2 separate regions of the Mus musculus genome follow, and region 2 is linked to region 1. The links are chromatin loops, found by intact Hi-C in ENCODE. Cell type or tissue: heart. All regions are shown on one strand. Each heading gives the region's core, and the rest is flanking DNA. Links, peaks and the distances in the headings are about the cores only.

Region 1 (12,201 bases), core at 1,997-9,996:
TTATGAGGATCTCAGCAGATCCAAGACAGAGGTGTGACATTGTTAAACCTTTATCGTCACTCTGTTCCAAGAAATGAAAAGCAATGTACAGCGGCTGACTATGACCGGAGGAAGAATTCGTATGTAAACACTAAAACTGGAAGTGCCTAGAAATTAAGGCCCGACCCCCACTCCATCCCCTCACCCCTGCTCTTAGGTAAAAAGCAAAGGTTGGGGTGGAGAGTTGCTCAGTGGTTAAGAGCACTAGCTGCTCTTCAGAAGACAGGCATTTGATTTCCAGCACCACCGGGGGCAGCTCAAAATCCTTCGTAACTCCAGCCTTCTGGCTTCTGTCATCCACAGGGGGACACATGATGTTGTTAATATTTCATCTCAACTGGGGGTTTCTACCCTGCCTTTGAGCATTCTGTTCCCAGATAAAAGACACATAATTTTTATATTTACAGTAAGCATTTAATGCACTAGATCTGGGTGGATATCTACTGTCTAAGCTATTAGAATCTACTTCTCCATCAATAACCCCAAGCTATAACTTGCCATGTCCCATCTGGGCAGCTCTTAATTCCCATTGGCTGGCCCTTATGGCCATGTTTTCATGAGTCACCCTCCCCATGGTCTTCACCCCTCTCCATTTTCCTCTCTTCTCCTCTGCTCTCTCTCCCTAACCTTTAATCCCTCCAACTCTTGGCTGTTGCCATTTTTATTTAATCAATAGTTTTAAATTAAGGAACAAGGTGTGCATAACAAAAGCTAGTAACTATGAGAATTGGCTTGTAGGCCTGGATCTTGGAGTGTGGGGCAATGGGCTATGCACAGATGGCCTGGTCTCCAGTCGAGCTGAGGTCTTGAACTCTGGTAGAGCCCAATGGGTGGTAATCCCACCTACTTGGGACAAAAGGTGTTCCCTCATGTCTCCTGAACCCCTGGCTCCTGTCAAAGTTACTGCCACCAAAAGCCTCCACAGTGCCACATCTACTCCAGTAGTGACTCGTGTGACAAGCCCAAAAGCTTGGACGCAGTCTCAAGGTGAAAAGTTCACGGAAATTTAGTCTCCTGGAACCATGGCATCCTGTAAAGCAAATGCTTCAATTCTGTCCCTGAGTTAGTCAGGTGTATGACCTGTGTCAGTATTGTTGTATTGCAAGTGCCTTTAAGGATTGATTTTGATATATAGCTAAGTTAGATTAGCCTCCACCAGTGTTCCAATGTCCTAGGCAGTCCTTGAGCTGACCCTGAGCTTGGAATTCAGTAAGAATGTTACCTATTCAGTAACATTCACAATTACCTCTAGTAGAGACAGTGAAAGTAATCAGGCATTACAATTTACTTGAATAGAGCTATTAATCTCAGGGCTAGTCTACAAAGTAAATACTTAGAACAATAGCTGAGTCACTCTCATACACAGGAATTTACAATGGCCTAGGAAGAAGGTGGGTTGTGGTTTTAGGAGGAACTGTAGTATGATTCATGAAAGGGTTAGTAAAACGGAATTCCCCTGGTGCATGTATTTCACTAGGCCCAGAGGAATAGCATAATCAGGTATTTACTAAGGGACCTCTGGTGGTGGGTTTAACAATAGACTAGCAATGCATCAGACCATTCACCTCACTCCTTTGTTTAGCTGATCTTAAATAATGACTGTTCCTATCTCAGTTGTAAACACTGCCTGGCTCCCCCTAGCTTCTTATGCATGATTTTTTTTTTTTTTTTTTAATTTTTCAAGACAGAATTTCTCTGTGTTCCTCTGACTGTCCTGGAACTCACTCTGTAGACCAGGCTGGCCTTGAACTCAGAAATTCGGCTGTCTCTGCCTCCCAAATTCCGGGATTAAAGGTGTACGCCACCACTCCCCGTATGTATGCATTTTCTTTGTTTTGTGTCGATGTACCTTGTAGGCGGATGTATTTGCCTAGCTTTCTTGTTTTTCTCCTGTATTAAAAGTCTGATGCTTGCTTTGAGACATTACATTCAGATATCACACTCCCTTATGTCCCTGTCTGTTTGTCACCCTTTTCTCGCCCACCTGTCCAGAACCCTGATTTCTCCTACAGATTGAGGGGGTCCGACTGAGGCCAGTCCGCGGCACCACAGGAGAAGCATGTGGCTAACGGTCCAAGCTATGGCTTGTTCCAAGCTTCTGACCATGTAGGCTATGTTCTAAGCTTCTGACCTTCAGGCTAGACTCCTCCCAGTTACTTAGCAACAGCAAGATAACAAACCCACTATAAGAGGGGCTGCTTGGCCCCACCTAGCTCTCTCCCTCTTACTCTCTAAGCTTTTACCTCTCTCTAAGCTTTCACCTTTCTTATTCTCTAGCTCTTTTCTCTCTTTCCCTTTCTCCCTCTCTCCACATGGCCATGGCCAGTCTATCTTTCTTTTACCTTCTCTCTTTCCCCCTGTCTTTCTACAATAAAGGTCTAAAACCATAGACTGTCTCTGTTCATCAAGGCCCGCCATGCTTGGACGATGGGATAGGCTTTCTTCTAAGGAGCCACTTCTAACCTCCCGTCAGAAGGCCTTCCTATGTTCCAGCCACGAACCAGAGTAAGGACTCTCACCTGCATGGGAACCTCTCTCCCTCTGCCCTCTTCCCGTATCTCTGGGGCGGAGAGTGTTGCCCCGGGGCCCCTATTCTGTTCTCAGCTTCTCTGCCATATCCAGCATGGGATGCCGGAGACTGAGAACCTGGTACGGGGCCTGCCCCTTGTCCACCCTCCGCCGTGTGGGGTCAGTGGCTTCACACAGCCAGATGCCCACCCGGGCTGTGTGGAAAGCATCCAGCAGTGCTCCCGTGTCTGCCTGCCCAGAGCACAGGAACTCTGGTCAGACACGGGCTCTCTTACTACCCCCTCTTTCCCCTACACCTATGCCCCGCATTGGAGTACAGAATTTAGCATTACAATGCATAGTGTAGCCCTCAACACACGCACACACACATCCCAAACTTTAAGACAAATAATAAACAGTAGCAGAGGCCCACTGAGATAAATCACTCCTAAAGCACATACAGACATTAACAGTAGAATGTACTGTTTTCCCCCCCACTCCCCGCCCACCCCTCTACCCCCCACCCACCCGTTCCCCGTTCCCAGCTCGACCTTCCTTTCACTCTATAAATGTGAGTGTTCTCCAAAGCAGAGAACTGGGCTTGTGTCATCAGGGAATTAAAAAATCTGGTTTCCCAATAGCATTCATACGCTCAGGCATGGTGAACTTGAATGTTGCTATGTACTTTCCACAATAACTGAAAACTTAAAATGAAAGAAACTCAGAAAATGTATTTGTACATTTTGTGCAATTTGTGGTAACAGAGGAAACTGCTATTTGCATTAAAAATTTTCAGATAGTACCAGGAATTATGTTATTCATCTTCAGGTTTAAAATCCAGTTTCATCCCTTAGAAGAAGTAAGCTTAACTATAACTATCTAACCACCTATTCTCAATTTTTTTTTTTTTGAGACAGGGTTTCTCTGTATAGCCCTGGCTGTCCTGGAACTCACTTTGTAGATCAGGCTGGCCTCGAACTCAGAAATCCACCTCCCTCTGCCTCCCAAGTGCTGGGATTAAAGGCGTGCGCCACCACACCCGGCCACCTATTCTCATTTTTAATATACCATTTTTATTAATGCTTTGAAAATTTCATACAATATATTTTGATCATATTCTCCCAGTTCCCCTGTTTTTTATTTTTAAAAAGACAATACTATGTATTTCAAAGTGATGTATATGCAATAAATACATACAACTTTGTCAATTAAAAATAAATAAAGTCAGGCGGCAGCACTCCGGAGACAGAGGTAGGTGAATCTCTGCGAGTTCAAGGCCAGCCTGGTCTACAGAGCAAGTTACAGGACAGCCAGGGCTACACAGAGAGACCCTGTATTGAAAAACCAAAAATAAATAAATAAATATTTATAAAAACAAAAGGGAGGCTGTGTATAGTGGGGCACATCTTCAATATACCAGCATTAAGAAGGCAGAGACAGGTAGATGTTTGTGAGTTCAAGGCCAGCTTGGTCTACATAAGAAGTTCCAGTCTAGCCCCGGCTACATAGTGAGACTGTCTCCAACATAAAAAGAGGAGAAGGGAGATGAACAAAGTACCATTTACATCACTGAGTTGTTCTAAGAAGCAGAAATAGCAGCCACTTAGAAAAGAGCCCAAGATTGGTGTCATCTTGTTTTATTTCTATTGCTGTGATTAAACACCATGACCAAAGGGAAAGGGCTTGTTTTATTTTACAGCTCCATCGTTAAGGGACAGCAGTGCAGGAACTCAACGCAGGAACCTGGAGGCAGAAACGGAGGCAAAGGCCATTGAGGAAAGTTGGTTACTGACTTACTCCCCCAGCTCACTCCACTGCTTTTCTATACAACCTAGGACCACCTGCAAAGGGGATGGCCCCGCCCACAGTGGACCGAGCTCTCCTACCTCAATCATCAATCAAGAGCAAGCCCCACAGACTGCCTATAAGCCAATGTGATAGAAACAGTTTCTAGATTGAGAGTCCCTCTTCCCACACCACTCTAGTTTGTGTTGAGTTAATAAAAAACACAACAGATCACCCTGAGAGGTAGGCACTGGCAGCAAAAGCAGACATTCTACCAGACTCCAGCATGCTGAATCTCAGATGGGACCTCACACTTACCAGACCCTCCCAACTAGTATACTTCTTGATTAGGTAGAATCTCATAGAACTTATTTTTATTTAACCTTTAGAAATGATATATACATACACATATATAGTGACAAATGCAATAAAAGAACAACAACAAAAGCAGTGGAATTCAAAGCTCCAAATAGATGACAGATGAGCGGGACAGAGTGGTTTCACATGATAATCCCATCTCAGACTGAGGCCATTAGATCATTTGAACTCAGTAGTTGAAGTCCAGGTGGAACAATATAGTAAAGGCTGAGAGCAAGAGTGAGACAAGAAACAGATTATACTACAAGCTTTACGTAATGTATTCTAGCTAAAACAATGCCTTTCCCTCATTCGTGTGAGCACTGGTCACAGGACAGCTCCCAGTTTTAGAAGCCCATGTTTTCCCTAGAACCTTCTTGACAGTCCAAGGGCGCCCTCTGTCTGAATACTAAATATCCAAAGCTAACGAGAATTGATGCTCTCTCAATTACACACACGCGCGCGCGCGCGCGCGCGCACAGACACACACACACACACACACACACACACACACACACACTTTATTTATTGGGGATGTGGGTGTGAGTATTTTTGCATTTGTGCCATCACACACACGTAGACCTTAAAGGAATTGGTTCTCACCTACCGTGTGGGACCCTGGGATTGAACTCAGGTCATCATTCTTGGCAGCAAGACCTTCACTAGAGGAGCCATCTCACCAGCCCTCACGGAAACTCTTACTAAACAGTTTCTGGAATCAGTCCTATCTTTAATCGCTGCCAGAGGATGTTGGAAAAAAAAATGCAGTGCGTCATTTGTTTATTACAAGCCCCTCCCCCAACAATGAAATCAACATCCCCGCTGTTTATCTGGGGATTTGGAGAGAAGTTTTATATTTTCCTCAGAATGTATTCCATATTATCCAATAAAATTATCGGCATGAGCCGCCCAGCTAATCACACTGATCTCTGTCTGTCCTGCCTGTGTAAAACGATACTCTGTTTCACATGCCACTGAAGCCGGTGTCCAGTAATGAGTTTCACGGATATCAAATATTTATTGGCTATTTTTTCAGGGCAGGACACAGTTCTAAGCGAAAAGTATGGAAAAAAACCCTTTTTCTATCCTTAAAGAAATGATGTCGTGTGTAAAATAGGAAGTGTAAAAGGAGACAACACAAAGAAACAGGCAGTAAGTCACCCACTGACAGAGTAGCTTCTTGCAGTTTTCGGATTTCTTCTACTTCAGGGAAGGTAATTCGACCTCTCCCAGCCTCAGAGGATCTGCATCCACCTCACAAAAAGCTTGCAAAGGGTGAAATCTTCCTAAAGATCCCAAGGCAGGCCAGGCTCTGGGTGGTGCATGCTTTTAGCTCCACACTTGGGAGGCAAAGACAGCAGATCTCTGAGTTCGAGGCCAGCAGGACTACATAGAGAAAGTCTGCCTTGAAGAATAATACAGAGCAAACAAAGTTTCCAAGGCAGCTGTTCTTGATTTGTTTTGTTTGTTTGTTTGCTTTGGGTTTTTTTGCTTTTTGTGTAACCCTGACTGTCCTGGAACTCACTCTGTAGATCAGGCTGCCCTCAGATTCTCAGAGATCTATCTGCCTCTGCCTTCTGAGTGCAGGGATTAAAGGTGTGCACCACCACTCAGTTCGTTAATGGTGATTATTATGAAGGAAATATCAGATAATAATATCTGAGAGTAAAGACATTTCATTTGCTTAAGTATAAGTAAAATATTTTGCATCTTAATTTTACAATATGAAATATTTTTCCTCGTAAAGAAAACCTGATTGTCATCAAATGATTGATAAAATCACTAATGTGCCATCCTAAAGAAGTTATTATCAACATAAAAATAATATAGTCTAGACTCTTTTACATCTAATAAGATTTAAGGAGCTATAAGACTATGAATTTTCTGACATGTCATATGGCTTGCCAATTTTTGTGATGCATTGTATAAAATACTAAAAATATTTTAGCCATATTTATGGTCATCTACAAATCTAATACTATGAGCAGCCCAAGGAAAAAAAAATCATATTTATAAAAGAGATCTCAGAAGTAATATAATTTCATTATATATAATAATATATATAAGAAATAAGAACTTACAGTTTGAAACGCTCAAAGAATAAATAAGATATATTTAAAAAGATGGAACTTGTTTTACAGGCCTTAACATTGGAACATATTTAAAAACTTGTCTTGTGAGGGCCTGGAAAGATGACTCAGCTGTTTAGAGTACCAACTTCTCTTCTTGGATTCCTGGTACCCATGTAGCAGCTCAAAACCAAACCCATGACTGTAACTCCAGTCCCAGCAGACCTGACACCCTCTTCTGGCCTCCATGGACACGAGACACGAAAGTGGCTCAAGACATGCATGCAGTGAAAACACCCATTCTCATGAAATAAAAATTAAAAATTTATCTTATACACTTTATTAACTTTTCAGGGAAGCAAAATGCAACAATCACATTTTGTTTGCAAATAGTAAAACTAATCATGGCACAGAAGATAATTAAAGCTTGGCTAATGATTGTATTATTTAATTCTCCCACTAACCAAAGGAAGCTGTTATTTTTTCCGTTTACAGATGAGGAAACTGAAGAACTGAGAGGCTGTGTAACTTGTCAAATCCACACAGCTGGTAGGCAGCAGATTTAATCTAGGTTGCCTGATTCTAGAGTCTTCATTTTTGTCTTATTTTGAGACAGGGTCTTGGTATCTATATACCAAGTAGATCAGGCTGGGAGATTTGCCTGCCTCTGCTTCCCAAGTGCTGGGATTGAAGGTGTGCTCCACCACGCCTGGCTAGAATCATTTCTTTTACAGAGAATATATATTCAGTACTATATAAAGACCATCTGCATGGTCTTTAACCATAAATACATCTCTTGCTTATGATTTCAAAAACTGTATCTTTTTTTCTCCTTTTTTTCCTTTTTCTTTTTTTTTTAATTAGGTATTTTCCTCGTTTACATTTTCAATACTATCCCAAAGGTCCCCCATACCCAACCCCCCATCCTTTTTCTTATAGAGTGCATCGAATCCCATTACAGATGGTTGTGAGCCACCATGTGGTTGCTGGGAATTGAACTCAGGTCCTCTGGAAGAGCAGTCAGTGCTCTTACCCACTGAGCCATCTCTCCAGCCCAAAAACTCTGTATCTTTTAAAACTGTTTTTTAGTGTGTGCATGCACACGTGCTTGTGTGTGCATTTGTGTGTGTATGGGTAAGTGTGTACTTGTGTGTGCATGGGGTGTGTGTGTAGGTCACAGAACAACTTGTGAGTAGTCAGTTCTCTCTTCCCACCTTTTGGATCCTGGAAATGGAACTCAATTATCAGGTTTGGCAGCAAATGCCTTTACCCACTGGGCCATTTTGCTAACTTAGTGATTGATGTTACAAGATATCATACAGGGAGGCAACACTTTTCATTTTCATGCTGTTTTATACTTTGAATGAACTAGTCCTAGCTATAAGAATGAAAAACCCCTGCAAAGGCCACAAATTTGACTAAGCCGGAGATTTGCAGCCAGCTAGCAGTGCAGCTAGACCCAACTGTCCGAACGCAGGTGGGAGCTTTGAAAGCCCCACACACACCTGCACAACACAATCCGCCCATTTCCCAGAGCAGCTGGCCGCAGAAATGGATGGTGAGGAAGGTGTTGGAAGAAGACGGCAACAGTGTCAGAGCCAGTAAAGAAGAGAACAGAACTTCATTCATTGCCACGGAGTTATCTCACCCAGATGATCTCGGCTGCCCCAAATGTAGTTCCTGGAACACAGGGGCCAGAATCCCTGGGAGCCAATTAAAAATACACGAGCTTGCAGAGCCACTGAATCTTCGTTTTAACACGGTCTCCAGGTGATTCCTAGGTACATGAGCGTTTGAGGAACTATTCAAACACACTGAAGTTTAACTACAGGAAATAGATTCCTCTCCAAATTGGTGGTATTTGAATGACTGATGAGTCATTAAACATCCTCTTAATCTCAGACACATTGCAAAGGTATTTAAGGTAGCTTTTATGGCTTTTTGATTGGTGCTAGGGCTTGAACTCACGGCTTTCACGTTAGACAATCACTAACTCAGAGCTACACTCCAGCTCTAACGTCCTTTGTGCTTATCTATTGATGCCTACTTAGGAAGAGCCTTTATATATAATATATTTCTTATTTTATTGTTTCTTCTGAGAGGTACCAAAACGGTTGTTGTTTTGAGTAAATGTAAAATTACTTAATGGTGTTTGTTTGTTTGTTTGTTTGTTTTTTGTTTTTTTTGCTTTTAACTAGACTTTTGCTTTCAGTGCTGGGGCTGGAACCCAAAGTCCCAGGCATGCCAGGCAGATGCTGAACCGTCCCCACATCTGTTACACATTCTTTAGGAATACTGGCAATTGGTGGTAGATAATCTGATCAATGTAACATGTATGAAATTGTCAAAGAATAAGTAAAAGAGAAACAGAACCCTGACAAACCTAAGCCCATTTTTACTGCAAGCTCATGCCTACATTTCATGTTCTCGTTAAAGTCTAATTTAGAAAAGGGAATACATATTCACTAGTGTGTTTATCAAAATAAACACAAAAGTATACATACAATTACATATTGTTTAGCTAAATTGAGATCTAGGTATCGATACAGATTCCATTATTTATCACATCTATTTACCACTTGAAAAAGAGGGAGTCAAAGTTGCATAAACAACTCAGTAACGTGCTTTCTGTGTAAGCAGGAAGATCTGAGTTTGATCCACACTCATGCAAAAGCTCAGACATGGTAGCATGCGCTTGTAATCCAGTACTAGCGAGGCAGAGACAGATGCATCCCTGGGGACGCTTGGGCAGCCAGCCTAGCCTAAGCAGTGGGCTCCTAGGTCCCACTGAGAGAATCTGTCTCAAAGAAAACAAGGTGAACAGCTCCTGAGAAATGGCACTCAGGGTCAACCTCTGCTCTACACACACACATGCATACATGTACACCAATAGACACACCAAGCAACACACACACACACACACACACACACACACCAAACTGAGCAGTCTTTTGATTTTTAAACATTTCTTGAAATAGAAGATCATTTCAAAGAGGAAAAACAGATCAGCCTGATGTGGTGCACAGCTTTAATCCTAGCACTTGGGAGACAGAGGCAGGTAGCTTGAGTTCAAGGCCAGCATAGCCAGGGCTACATGGAGAAAGCTTTTCTCAAACAACAACAACAATAACATCATCATCATCATCATCAAAGGACAGATGTGTGTCCATGAATTCTTATTTAAATTTAGGGTCTAGAAAATGAAACAGTCTATCAGCCGGGTCTCAGACTTTTGATACCTTCCCTTCCTTGTTTTTTCACAGTTGGATCAGGGCTGAAGGGGTTAATCAACAGTTAGTGTCCATTATGGGATAACTTACATTTCCTTAGAATTTAAATATTGAAGTCCTAAAGGAGCATCCTAATGAAATGTCAATGCTTAGAAGGTAGCTGTATTTAGAGTTGGGGTCTTTAAAGGAGACAACTAAATCCAAATGCAGTCATCAGAGAGCCTCTAACCCAATACATTTGGTTTGTATGAGGAAATTAGAATACAGAGGCTCAGAGAGATCATGTGCTATCACAGGACAAGACCTTCTGCAGAAGACCCAAGAAGAAGTCAACCCTGGACACCTTGACCTTGGATGTTCACCCTCCAGAAATATGAGAAAATGCCATTCTGTTGGTTTAGCCTCTTTGTCTGTTGGCACCGTTATGATGTCCTCGGCACATTAATACAGCATCCAACACAGAATATACTTGATGGGTACTTGTTGAAGAGAATTTGTAAATGCTACATTTTATCCAGCTACTAAGTCTCCCAAAGCTGAGAAAAGATACAGAATAGCCAAGTGCCCTCTACTTCCCTGACACATTGTAAAGCCTCAGCATGCAGCTATGTTCTGGCCTTCAGTTGTGTGCCCCTTGCTCCCTCTCTGACTGAATCATGAAGCATTTGTTTATGCATCTTTCTGGCCTGAGGTTTTAGCAATATGCTATTTTTACAGTCTGGTAGTACACTATTTAAAAAGGCATGAGCTGCTTTTATTCCCAGTACTCTGTTTTTATCCAAGGAAGCTTTAAGTTCTAACTCATCCCACACCAAATACAGTAGTTAATTTCAAAGTTATTACTTATTGTAGATATTATGTATTCATTCTTTGAGTGATGGACACTCAGATTGTTTACAACTTTATCTTACGACTCTCAGTGACTCTGTTAGAGCATCTGTGTGCATGCTTCATAAACATGTGAGAGTTTTTTAGAGCATGAAATTTCTCTCATGGCCACACACAGGGGACACTGGGAAAGCTGACAACTGAAGCAGCTCAGAGGCAATGGGGGCCCAGTGGCCCTGCATGGCCACTTCTGGGTTAAAAGTGTGGGAATGATGCTCTACTGTACAAGAATACCAAGGGGCAGGAAATTTGAACCCACAAGCATAAGGGTTTTATGTTTCACTAGCTTTTAAAGATAATTCCACATTTCTATTAAAAAAAAAGGCTCTTTGATTCTTGCGTTGGTAACCTGTGAATTCTTGTCTCACACTGTCTCCAACACTTGGTATTGTCAGACATTTTAAGCTTGTCAAAGTAGGTATTTTCTTTTTCAAAAAGTCATATCTGTCTGAATACAAATAACTAAAAGGACTCTCTCCACTCATTTCTTACAATTGTAATCTGACAAGGCACCATTTCAAGGACAATCATTGTTCTACTCCTCGTCTCTTGTTCAGTTTGTTTTATTTTTTGAGACAGGGTTTCTCTCTGTAACAGAGCCCTTGCTGTCCTGGAACTCACTCTGTAGACCCCGCTGGCCTCAAACTCAGAGATCTGCCTGTCTCTGCCTCCTGAGTGCTGGGATTAAAGGTGTGTGACACCACTGCTGGCTTGTTCTTTTTAAGATACAGAAAGTTGAAAAAATATGACATACTATATTACAGTCCAGGTAAGGAAATAGAATCCAAGCAACATGGGTGATGGTGATTTTTCAGATACCAGTAACTTGCTAGATTTGTGGGTAAATTTTATTTTCTTTGATGAGTCAGTTTTCTATAATATATGAACTTTTTTGCTGATAAAACAGGATTGTATATAACATTAGATCTCATTTGTGTGTAGTTAATATCCCACTGACTCGTTTAATATAAAGCTTTAAGGCTTCTGTCAAAACATATGCACACCAGTAACTCCAGCACTGCAGACACTGAGGGGTCACGCGTTCAAAGTCAGCCCGTGTTACATTGCAAAGCCTTATTCAAACAAAAAGGAAGAAGAAAGAAAGTCTCAAAACCTGTACTGTGCCCAATGGGAAGTTTTATTTACTGGTTTATTTATTGACTGGAAAACTGAAAAGAACACATTTTCACAATTTTAGAAGTGACAAATACCTGTATTTCAAGTGACTTCTAGTCTTCCTCAAGGGATTTGGAAACTTCGCATAATTTGCATAACCCGATTAAGTTCTTCTATTCTATTTAACCGCATATTTCTTACAGTATGTT
Region 2 (12,201 bases), core at 2,049-10,048, 170 kb before region 1:
AGGACACCGCTGCTTAATGCAGTAGCCACCTTAGGGAGCACATACATACATACATACATACATACATACGTACATACATACATAAACTTGTAAAAGAACATTATCATAATCTCAGGTGTTTCCAGGAAAAGTCAGCCACAGAACTGGCATTATTAATGGATTGTGGGTTTTTTGGGTTTTTTTTGTTTGTTTGTTTGTTTTTTACAGCTGATGGTAACCTCACCTTGTAGGACAAGGGTAGACATGGACACAGGTAGAGTGAGGCTGAAAGGGGCTCTTAAGAGTTTCAGTTAAGCAGATGTGGTAACTTGGCCAGTTGGAGAATGGAAGAGAAAGGAACTTTAGGCCTGAGTACTTCCCAACCCGTGGGTCACAACCGTTCCTTTGGGGGCCAAATGGCTTCTGGGTTGCCCAAGACTATTAGGAACACAGAGATTTACATGATTCATAACAGTAGCTAATTTACAGCCAGGAAGTATCAATGAAAATAATTTTGTGGGGTTTTTTTTTTTTTGCGGGGGGGGGGGTCACAACATGAAGTGTATTAAAGGGCTGTAACATTACGATGGGTGAGAACCACTGAGCTAGAATAAGAGTAGATTTGAGCAAGGCAAAGTGATTCAGTGGAAAGCAATTGCTTCTAGAGCCAAGAAGATATACCAAGTCCCTCCTGACCCAGAGACTGAGATTCCTTCTATCTAGAGAACACTATTCTGGGAGTTGGGAATTTTAACATATTCATTTGGCTTAGCCAGACAAATTTGTGGAGAAGCTCTCAGCAGATAGCTAAGGGGATAACAGAAGCAGCAGACTAGAAGGAGTCCCTCCAGGAATTGGAAGAGGAGCTGGACATACGGCTCAGCTGTGAGAAGCACACACTGCCCTTGTAGAGAGCCCCGTCCCAGCATGCATGTCAGCCATCTCTCAACCACAAGTAACTCTAGCTTTGGGGAATCTGACACTCTCTCCTGGCCTCTGCAGCACCTTCATTCACACACAAGACAAAGATTTAAGTACTCAGTCCACATTGAAAAAACAAACAAAAACGATGGGGGAATTCCTAAACTAAGAAGGATAGCTGGAGAGAGGTGAAGAACTCCAGGAGAGAAGATGGCTGAAGGAGGCAAAGGTGGCATCAGCCACGTTGTGCACAGACCCTCAGAAATGGGAACAGCATGCTGCTGCACCTCCATGTCTGCCAACTGCTGGATTATAATCACAGCAACTTTACACAACAGACAAGGAAAAGTCTGAGTACTTTGCCCAGTTTCCCACAACTAGTGTCAAGGACAAAATATTTAAGTGACCCCAAAGTTCATATACATAAGAAGAACACCTTCCAACAGTCCATATTGGAAGCTCAGAAGGGAAATGGCGAAGCATATGGTGCCAAGGGCTAAGGTGCCTCTACTTCCGTTAACTATTTGCTTATCTGTTCAACTCCATAAACACGTAGGGGACATGTTTGTCACTCCCATGCTTTAAAATCTTTCCAGGTTCTCTTTCCCTTTACAATGAAATCTTCACCATGTGCTGAGGTGCAGAGAATCAGAAACTGGGTGGACAGCACAGGCTCTCAAGCCCTGGCTCTGCCTCCTACCCTGCATGCCTTTGGCAGAGGCTACGTTTTACCAGATTCTCATCTCTAAAGTGGAGGCAACAGATGGGACAATGGTGTGTGGAGGTAGTTAAGGAAATAATTTCCATAGTGACAAACGGGTTATAAAACACGTCACTCATTGTTAAATATTCAAAAAGTAAAGTTATGAAGGTATGCTTCATTTTCACCCTAAATCACATGCTTACCTCCTTCTGTCCTCCACCCCTGACTCCCTCTGCTGGCCTTTGACTAGATAAATTCATAACATATTCACCTTTGATTGAATGTAAAACTCACATCTCAACTTAAAGGAAGTGAGTGGTAGTTTATTCTGGAGATATTTTGAGCAACTATGGCCTGAGAACATGGGATTAGGTTACTCCAAATTCTATATCCCAATGTGGAATCTGATTCATGAAGTTTTATAATTTTACAAAACTGTCATAAATCAAGGCAAGTTAAAAAACATTGGTCAAAACATCTAAGAGGCAGCTATAGAAGATGGGGAAGTTTTCTATAGGTCCAAAACACTGTCTATGGTAATCATCCCTTTTGGGTTGACAGAAGACGGTGGGTCTCTTAAGTCAATAGGTCTCTTTCAAAGGTTTTTAATCTGTTAGTCAGAGGATGCTAGTTCTGGCACAGAGGTGGGCAAGGAACAGCTGTCTTGGAGGCTAAACAACATGGTAACAGTCTCCGGATCTGAGCATTCCAATCTCTCCAATTCTGATTGGTCAATCTCTGCAGACACAGCTTCTTTCCAGGATTTCTTGTTCACACATCTGTTGATACAACCTTGGCCTGGCCTGGCCAATGTCTGCAATTCCCAACTAGGCCCACAACTTGGCAAACCCCTTCTGCATGCTCAGGTCTCTCTAGCTCCTTGGTAGGTTGACTTTGTGGTCATCCTGTGAACTACCTCCTGATACCGCATGCCCGAGAAGCTCAGCTCACATGTCCTGTTCCCTCTACCACTTAGACAGCACCAATGGACAACAGAATGCATTCTCAGATTCCAAAAAAGCTTGCCACCTCTGTCTTATCATTTTCTCCTGCATTATAGCATTGGCCTGGCCTAGCAACCTTGGCAAGCATGCCTCCTGTGTTTTTCAGGTTAGAGGCCAGGCTCCTGGGGCACAATGGCCTTCCAGTTCCTGAGAGAAGGACGCACTCCCTCAGGCAGTGAAATATTCAGACCACTGTGTTTCTCTGTATGCTTCCCTAGGAAACAGGGAAACTTGACAGGACAATTGGTCTTGGACATCAATCTCATGTACCCTGTAGAGCTTACAAACACTGTATACTGGCAACTGCTACTATATTGATCCTGACAACTGCCACTATATGCTATTTCTAATAAGAGTATAAAAAGTCTGATTGCTCTCAATAAAATTGTCACAGCTGGACACCCAGCCATCCTGGTTTAATTCCTGGTGGCCACATCAGGTAACCTTGGCCAGTAAATAAGTCCTGGCACTTTCATGGCCCAAGATCAGGAAACGCAGTAGCTGTCCTGGAGTAGTATGCCTTACCCACAAATAGCTAAAGTACGTATTGTGGCATTAGCTGAAGGCACAGTTCCTAACCAGCACCCCCTCAATAGGATCCATGATTGCATGGTGGTGCTATAGGAAGGGGTGCTCATTTGTGGTGGATTGAAAGATGCCCCCCCTTAAAGCTCAATTTCAACCATATCTCAGTTCCTGGAATATATAGAAATCATCTTATACAGCTAAGAGATTTTGTAAACATGGATAAATGAAGGACCTTGAGGTGGGCTCTTACCCAGGATCATCAGACTGGGCCCTACATGTAATCACAAGAGTTCTCATTAACGGAGGCAAGAGGGCCAATGGCAAAGAGCACAGTTGCAGAGACTTGGAGCATTGTGTCCCGGAGTCCAAACCTGCCGGGGATTTCCATCTGTGGAGCTGAGGAACCAGTTCTTCTGCAGCCTCCACCAGGAAACCGTTCTGTAGGCTCATGTTTTGGTAGCCAAGACTCATTGGGGCTCCTGGCCTCTAAAAAGAGAATAAATCTGTGTTGCTTTTTAAGCCCCTAAGTTTATGGCTAGTCATGAAAGCCGCAGGAATTACAGTGGCCTTGTGATGTCCTCAAAGAGATGCTCCCTCTTCTTGTTTTGGATTAGAATCTGAAATACGATTAGCCATGAAGTATAGTTGGCAGCCAAGAAGGGGAAGAAAGGTGTCAGCCAAGGAGGGAAAAAACCACTCAGTGATCCTTGACTGGCCACAGATGGCTCCCTGATGGCTCCTGCCCTGCCTCCCTCCCCGACTTGCTCAGTCAGAGTTTCTCAGGGGATCACTATCTCTGTGGGTGCTATAAATGGTATGGATGATATGTAGACTCCCCAGCCGCAGACCTCCATTTGGGTCCTCAGACCCAGTCCAGGCCGAGGGGCCAAAAACTGACTTTAGGATGGGCCTGTGACAGCCAGAGTGGCAGCCTGTTTGTACAACGAGGAAAGCTCACACCACTTGCCAAAAGGATACTGGAGTCATTTTCTCAGTACTATAAATAACATCAATTTACTTTTTCATAATGTACTGACTACTTTTATGTCAATTTTGATACAAGCTGTAAGTTATCTGAAAGGAGGAAACCTCATTTGAAAAAAATTACTCCATAAAATCTGCTATAGAGCATTTTCTTAATTAATGATTGATGGGGTGGGCTCAGCCCATTGTGGGTGGGGCCATCCTTGGGCTGGTGATCCTGAGTTCTATAAGAAATCAGAGTTCTATAAGCTAAGCAAGTCATGAGGAGCAAGCCAGTAAGCAGCACACCTCCATGGCCTTTGCATCAGCTCCTGCCTCCATGTTCCTGCCCTGCTTGAGTTCTGGTCCTCACTTCCTTTGGTGATAGACAGTGATGTGGAAGGTTAAGCCAAATAAACCTTTCCCTTTTCAAGGTACTTTGGCAATGGTCTTTCATCACAGCAATAGTAACCTTAAGACACACACGTTTGGAGATTAGGCTGAGATAGAATTGTCATGTGACCTCCAAGGGCTCTCTCTCTCTCTAGTGATAACCCTTCCTTGCTTCTCTCACTTCCCAGTGACTCCTGGTGTCCCTTGGCTCCGAGTGACAGAACTCCAGGCTCTGCCTTAGGTTTTACACCAACTTCTTCCCTGTATCTCTGTAGACCCAAACACTATCTTCTTTCTCTTGTATAACACCAATATTTTAATTTAAGGCCTAAATCTAGGGTTATTTCATTTTAAAAAAATCTATGCCTAGTTGTATATGTCAAAATTCTATTTCCAAATTGAAAAAAAAAATCAATGGACATACTGCAGTAGACCTTAACTGGGCCAGTAGATCTAAGCTACATGTGAAAAAAGTCTTATCTGAGGTAGGTGTTGCAAAACCCAACCTTGTACTTGAGTCAAGAGGTCGAGTGGAAGGCCTCAGGGATGGAAGTACTTGAGAGGATGGGGAATCAGCCATAGCAACGGAAACCATTCATACCACTGCACACAAAGGCTTGTCTGAATTTGGATGGGGAAAAAGCAAAAAGGAACTCCTGACAAGAAAGGTAATTAAAGGTGACTCTGGCCCTCCCTACCTGAGTGGCTGGTGACAGGGTACTTCACCATGGCAGGAATTTGGGAAAATGACCTGAATCCACAAGGTCACCTTGAGGGAGGACAGGGGATAGATAAAAAGGTAAAGAAGACAGAACGTTTGGCATCAGGTCTTGCATGAGCTGATGGCTCATGCTAAGCAATGTTATTAAGAACAGCATCTTATATAATGTTTGCAGGTGGAAAGTGGGCCAAGGTCAATAGAAAGCTAAATTAACAACAACAAAAAAATGTTGGCAAAGAGAATACAGGATACATCAGACACAGCTGCCCAGACTGATAACCACAGCCTTCAGGAGAGAAAGCCTAGAACCAAAATCTTAACTCCTTGGTAGCCCTGGCTTCATACTGAGACAGGACTTTGCCAAGTCCGCCCCTGAGGAAGGACACAGAACTAATGGTCCCTTTGTACGAATTTCATCAGGGTCTCTGAGAAAGTCTTGGTTCAGCCTGGCTCCCAACAGGAGCTCTTGACTGGAAGAAACCTAAGGTTGTGACAGAGCTCAGCTGTAACTGGCAGGGCCAAGTGGCACTGTCCTTCAGGCAGCTGGGACTGTGGATCTGTGAAGAGAGCTAGAGACCCAGCTGGCTTTTCTCAACTCCCCAGAGGAGATATAGCAGGTTCTGGGAGTCCCTGGGGCAAGTTTATGCCCCAGGTTAGTCATCTGGGGAATACCTACAGCAGTTACAGATCTGATGGAGACAGGAAAGGAAGGTAGAGCGTCTTATCTTGAGACCAAAGAGGAAAATATGGAAATGTGATCTCTGCATGTGCTTCTCAGCAATAATATTCTACATTTCTCTTAAAGGTGTGTCTGACTTCCATGAATGCGCCATGATATGTACATACCCTTACACACAAAATAAGTAAATGTATAAAGTTAAAAGTAAATACATAAAAACATGTTTTAGGGGAGTAGATGAAGTCCTGAGGGAGTGTGGATTATTGGCATGGCCATGCCAAGGACCCCAGTACCCCAGATGCATAGAAATGGCAAAGCCTAGGTAAGGCTCAGAGGTGTGGCAAAACCTTCCTCTGGTCCAAATATGAGCGTTTAGGAATGAATGATCAGTGTATGCAGAAACTATCAACCACAACTTCCTCCTCCCAGAAGGAAACAACTGGAGACCACTCCCCTACAGTGACCAGCCACTGGCCCTAGCTAACCCCACCTCCTTGTGCTATGCTATGCATAATAAACACACAGTTTTGGATTGTGTAGTAGGTGCCCTCCATCAAAAAGCACTGTCCACCCTATCACAGCTTTTTTTTTTGTCTGTCTGTCTGTCATTTCTTCATCTCCACATCGACCAGCCAAGTCTCCATGACCAAGGCCTCCAAGGGGAGACACATGTATGAATAGCTCTTCAAATGATCATGTGCAAGCAGTTTTTCTTTTCCTTTTTATTTTGTATTTATGTCTTTACTTATTTGTATATTTGTGACACTGCTGGATTAAATTCAGGACCTTGCACATATTATATTACACTCTACCAAACCCTTGATTTTTAAATTTACTTTTGGGGTGTGTGTGTGTGTGTGTGTGTGTGTGTGTGTGTGTGTGTGTATGTATGTGTGTGTGTATGTGTTTGTGTGTGTATTTGTGTGTGCTTGTGTGTGTGTGACTATGTGAGCACATGTGCCACGGAGCATGTGTGTTGATCAGAGGATAGCTCTCAGGAGTCAGGTCCCTATTTTCTTCACATGAGTCCTGGGGATTGAACTTGGGCCGTCAGGCTTGGGAGCAAGTGTCTTCACCCACTGAGCCATCTCAATGACACAAGGCCTTGGAGTTTTGAGACAGATCCTTTCTATGTAGCCCAGGCTAGACTCTATGGTTCCCCTGCTTCTGCCTCCCAAGTGTTAGGCTTGCAGGTCTGTGCCATCACACCTGAGGTGATGTACAATTTTTGGGTGGTACTAGGACTTGAACCTAGGGCCTCCTGTGTGTGAGGCAAGCTCTCTGCCGCTGAGTCACAGCCACAGCCCCAAAGCAGACTAAAAATTGAAATTGTGTGTCGGGAGCCCTGGCACAAAACCACTGACGAGCGCTGAGCTATTTTCCTTCGTGTTTCTTTGGAAAGTCGAATTCTGAAGTGGTCTCGGGGACTGCTGGCCTCTGCCAGCCCTTGTTCAATCCTCTTCCTCTCCTCAGAGGCAGAATCTGAGACTTATTTGTAGTTAAGAAAAATAGGAACAGGAGCTGGGGAGATGGTTCAGAGGTTAAGAGTACTTGCTGCTCTTGCAGGGGACCCAGGTTCAGTCCCCAGCACCCACATGGTGGCTTCAAACAGTGCAATAACAGAGGAGCTGGCACTGCACATGTGTAGTGCAGGAAAACACTAATACACATAAAATAAAAACACATTGAGCGTGTGTGTGTGTGTGTGTGTGTGTGTGTGTGTGTGTGTGTGTGTGTGAATTGATTGTGGTGGAATATTCTTGTATCCGTAAGATTCTGGATTTAAGAAGCAGAGTGTCTTAGTATCCTATGGCTGTGAACAGACACCATGGCCAAAGAAACCATTTCATTGGGGGTGGCTTACAGGTCAGAGGTTCAGTCCACTGTCATCACGGTGAGAAGCCTGGCAGCATCCTGGCAGCATCCAGGCAGACATGGTGCTGGAGAAGAAGATGAGAGTTCTACATCTGGATCTACAGGCAGCAGCAGGAGAGACGCTGGGCTTGCCTTGGGCCCTTGAAACTTCAAAGTTCATGCCCAGTGACACAGTTCCTCTGACAAGGCCACACCTCCTAAAGCCACTCTAAGCTTTCAAATGCATGAGTCTATGGGGCCATTCCTACTCAAACACCACACTGAGGGAAAGTTTGAAGACAAGCTGGCCTACATAGCAAGATCTTGAAGAAAATAAAAGACAATGTGGAGATGGGGTGGGGGTGAAGGGAGGACTAGTGATTGAAAAAACCACAAGCCTTTCCTGGTGTAAACGGGTGCTGGGATCGAAGGCCTGTACCACCAGACCCAGCTTGGTGTTCACAGTTACGACTAATTATGTTTTTAATGAGACTGGGGATAGTGGAGTCCCAATCCCAGATCTGTAGGTTAGCCCTCTAACCCCAGGGACTTTCAGACTTTTTGTTGTTCTTGTTGCCTTTAATTTAAATTGGTTGCTGTTTGCATTATTGAGATATTTTTCCTAAACTATCTCCTCTCAGAATTAGCTGCAATGCATTGAGAGTCTAGTAGGTTCTAAGGTATTGTGAAATACATTGTTGGTTTAGGGTTGGGTTTACTGGTTTTGTTTTATTTGATAGTTTTGTTTGTTTGGTTTTTGTTGTTTGTTTTGTTTTGTTTTTGGTGGGGGTGGTCTTTTAAGACAGGACATCACTTTGTAGCCCAGGATGACATCAAACTCCAAATCCTCCTACCCCAGCTTCCACGGGATTCAGTTACAGGTATGTCCCACCACACCTGACTGCTGTTTTGTCTACTTCTATTTTATTGATTTTTGTTTTTATTTTTTTATTTTATATTTGGAGGTTTTCTTGTGTTTGTTTGTATTTGAAACAGGGCCTCACATTGTAAAACATGCCAGTCTAGAACATACTATGTAGTCAAAAATGGCCTCAGATTTGTAACAGCTCTCCTGCCTCAAAATCCTTAGGGCTGAGAAGATCTCTGAGGTATCAGACAGAGAGGTGAACTGAGAAGAGAATGAAAACTCAGTTCAGATTGAATCAGCAACTTTGATCAAGAGTTTTCTTAAACATCTGGTATCAGGCAGTTTATTCTCAACATATTTAAGCCCAGTATAATTTGGGGCGGGGTGGGGGGAGGAAGTTTCCTGGTGTAATACAATCCCTGATGCTCAACAGGGCATAACTACATTGAAACTCAGGATACATGTCATGTCTTCCAAGGAGATAGGTTACAGAGAGGCTACCTATAACTTAGGAGCCTAGGGAAGGCTCTGGCCTGGTCTCTGTCATACAGATTGCATAGAGGTCATTTGAGCTATTAGTTACCTCTGACCCTGGTGGTGGAAGTTTGGGGGTACCCCTGGCTATAAGGGTCATTTAGACTATTAGGTATCACTGAACCTGGTTGTGGGAGCTTGGCGAGCCTCTGGCTGTAAGGACCATTTAAATTACTAGCCACCTCGGGTCTGCAGCTTGATATGACCTGGCCCAACAGGTCACCAGGCTATTACTCACTTCCCATTTCCAGCCTTCTGGATGAAAAAACAGGTTTTTCATCTTTCTCATTAGAAAGACAATCATGCATGCTTAGCATTCCTGGTTTCTCTGGAGATCTGTGGGGTCAGGGACTTCTATGCCACCCTCCCAACAGTGCTAGGGCTCTGTCTACCAGACGTAGTGCTGGAGAGCAGCTGAGGGTTCTACATCCAGATTCTCTAACAGCAAGAAGAGAAACCTCTAAGCCCACTCCCAGTGACACACTTCCTCCAAGAGGGCTCCATCTCCGAATCCCTGTTAAGAGACACCACTCCCTCATGACTTTCAAATCTGGGAGCTGACTGGGCCGATTCTAGTCAAACCACAGCAGCAATAGAAAAGTAACTGTTGAGGAGGCTGGTCTGTTGCTCTGTATACAAATGCTAAATTCTGAACCCCAAGATCTGGATGCAATCCAGACAAGTGCATTTTCACCTATGATGGCCTCTGCCGTGTAAACCTTGCTCCCCAATTTAAAACTAGTTAATAAAAGGCTAGAGCCTGTGATTTGGAAGTAGAGAGAGGAAGGCAGGACTTTAGCATAGACTGAGGGGACTCAAGAGAGACCAGGGGGAAGAGGAAGAAAGGAAGGAGAGGATGAGGTCACCATGAGTCAGGATGGATCATGATCACGTGGCCAGGAGAAGTGTACCCTGAGGACAGGCTGATGGAGCGGAAGTAGCCTGAGCAGACTCAAACAGCAAGGAACAAGAGGCATATGGTTTGGATAGAGGTGAGAACAGCATAGAACCTGCCCAGTCTAGGCTTACATCATGTAAATAAAATACCAGGTTTCTGTGTCTTTTATACGGACTAGCTAGAATAAATATTTCATTTACAAGTAACTAAGGCAGCATCCTTCCGACGGTAAATTAGAGCACCTTCCATGACACTTTCTGTGTCAGTACTTCCCTCTCTCAATATTCACCATTATTTATTATGGTCACTGAATATCGTTCTTTCCTTCCACTTACTAAAAGTCTAAGGAGCCAGAAACCACTCTGCTCTGTTTAATCTGCATCATCCCTGCCTGGGAGGTTGCCTGCTGTCTAACAAACAGGATTTTGTTCGTTTGTTTTTTTTCTCGAGACAGGGTCTATGTAGTCCTGATTGTCCTAGAGCTCCCTATGGAGACCAGGCTCACAGATATTCTCTTGCCTTCCCAGTGCTGGGATTTTTAAACTTGTGCTACCACAGTTGCTTGGAATTGTTTTCTTTGTCACTATGTGGATTAAATGAAAGCTCTCACACATGGAAAGCCAGCACTCTACCTCTCGGAGCCACCTCAGTTCTCCCTAAGGTTTCCAGGCAGGTTTTGACTTTGTGATCCTCCTGCCTCAGACCCTCGTTAAGCCAATTGCAGGCTTGCTTGTAACACGAGGCCCAACTCCAAAAATTCTTAAATTAATTAGTGACACTACACCTGATAATGCTTCTGAGTGTAAGAGAAAGAAATGGCCTAGAGGCCATTAATGTTACTATTGAGAGACATTTATAAATGTACACATTCCCAATCAAACACGCTGAAGCTGATTGAACCTAGCGGCCCTAATCACAATGGCAATCTTTTCGTTAAAGGGCAATTTCTGAAGATAAATAAGGACTAAATAGAATAAAAAGAACACTGGAGCTCAGGCCCTTCTGCTGAGAATTAGGATCTAAGTGTTTCCCTCCTTTTCTCTTGCTATTGCTTTGTTGTTTGCTTGCTTTTGTCACATGACAACTTTACTGATAGGAAACACAGTCACACCCAGCAGACAAGGCTTTTCTGTCATCTCCTCTCACACAGTCACCTACACTGTCACACACTTCTTCAGCTTGAGTCTTTCAGGCTACTCCTCAGCTACAGTGGTGGGGCACTCCTACCTTCTTCCCTAAGACAATGTGGCATGATGGCTTTCCTCTTAAAGGCACAGGAGTGCACAGATCACAAGTGAAATGGGACGTGCTGTGTCATTTCATGCTTCACCAAGCAAAGCTGAGGCAGTTTATTCCCCGACAGAGGAGGTTTGTGAACAAAGTGAGGGGGTCAGGTTTGTGTTGGAGAGGACTCACACCAGCATGGAGGGTGGTAGAGCAGCTTTGGTGAAGGTAACCCTCCCCCCACTTTGATAGAATAGGTATGTGTGTATGCTTCCCTCCCCCTCAGTTCCTTTTCAACTAAGGGTAGGAAACTTACTGTGCTTCTCTGTGGGATCATCATGGCCCAAAGTTGGGGGTATAATCAAAAAATTGGGGAAAGCAAGAGAAAGTACAGGAGTTGCGGGAAAGACTAGGGCAACAGGGTTTACAATTATATTGTAGATAGAAAAAGATTCTGATATGTGTGCCACAAGTGAACTCTAGCATAATCTCTGATTATGCTAGAGTCAGAGGTGGTGGCTGCCTTCTGGAGTCCAGCACTTGGGTGGCCTGGAAGGAGTGGGGGTCCCTGCAGGATTGATGCCAGTCTGAGCTACATATCAAGACTTTGTCTCAAAATAACCAAAAGGCGTGTGTTGGATTGCAACTCTACCACTTGATAGATGATCCCAGACAAACCGTTTAAGCTCTCCAAGGCTGTTTCCACCATTTGTAACATAAAGACAACAATGAAACATAACCTAAAGGGTAGCTGTGGAGAGTAGACTGCAACAATGGAAACCACTAAGCAGAGGACGGGCATAGTCAGATGGTCAATAAGTTCAACTGGGGGTTGGGGGGACTTACTGTGCTTCTCTGTGGAATTATCATTGCCTAAAATTGGGGTACATTCAAAAAGAAAAGGAGAAAGTACAGGAGAGGACTAGGGCAAT

What was found. Hi-C counts contacts between places; a loop is a spot of excess contacts. Peaks named below come from ENCODE experiments on the same cell type or tissue, not always from the same donor. Only the 100,000 strongest peaks of a DNase experiment are listed, where the experiment ranks them.
Region 2: a loop joins it to region 1, with 3.0 times the contacts of the local background. A loop is called at or near these places in 6 of 42 quality-filtered maps.

What each region holds. Positions count from the first base shown.
Region 1 is chr3:96,059,134-96,071,334 of GRCm38, reverse strand. It overlaps a transcript of Vps45 not described here. Among named protein-coding and RNA genes, the nearest start is that of Vps45, 6.8 kb to the right of the region's middle. In heart, for the core only: a CTCF peak has its summit at 5,071; a DNase peak (open chromatin) is centred at 5,264; H3K4me3 peaks cover 446 bases.
Region 2 is chr3:96,224,745-96,236,945 of GRCm38, reverse strand. No RefSeq gene overlaps it. Among named protein-coding and RNA genes, the nearest start is that of H3c15, 8.3 kb to the left of the region's middle. In heart, for the core only: no CTCF peak of the experiment used is centred there; DNase peaks (open chromatin) are centred at 5,325, 5,375, 5,485 and 10,015; H3K27ac peaks cover 198 bases.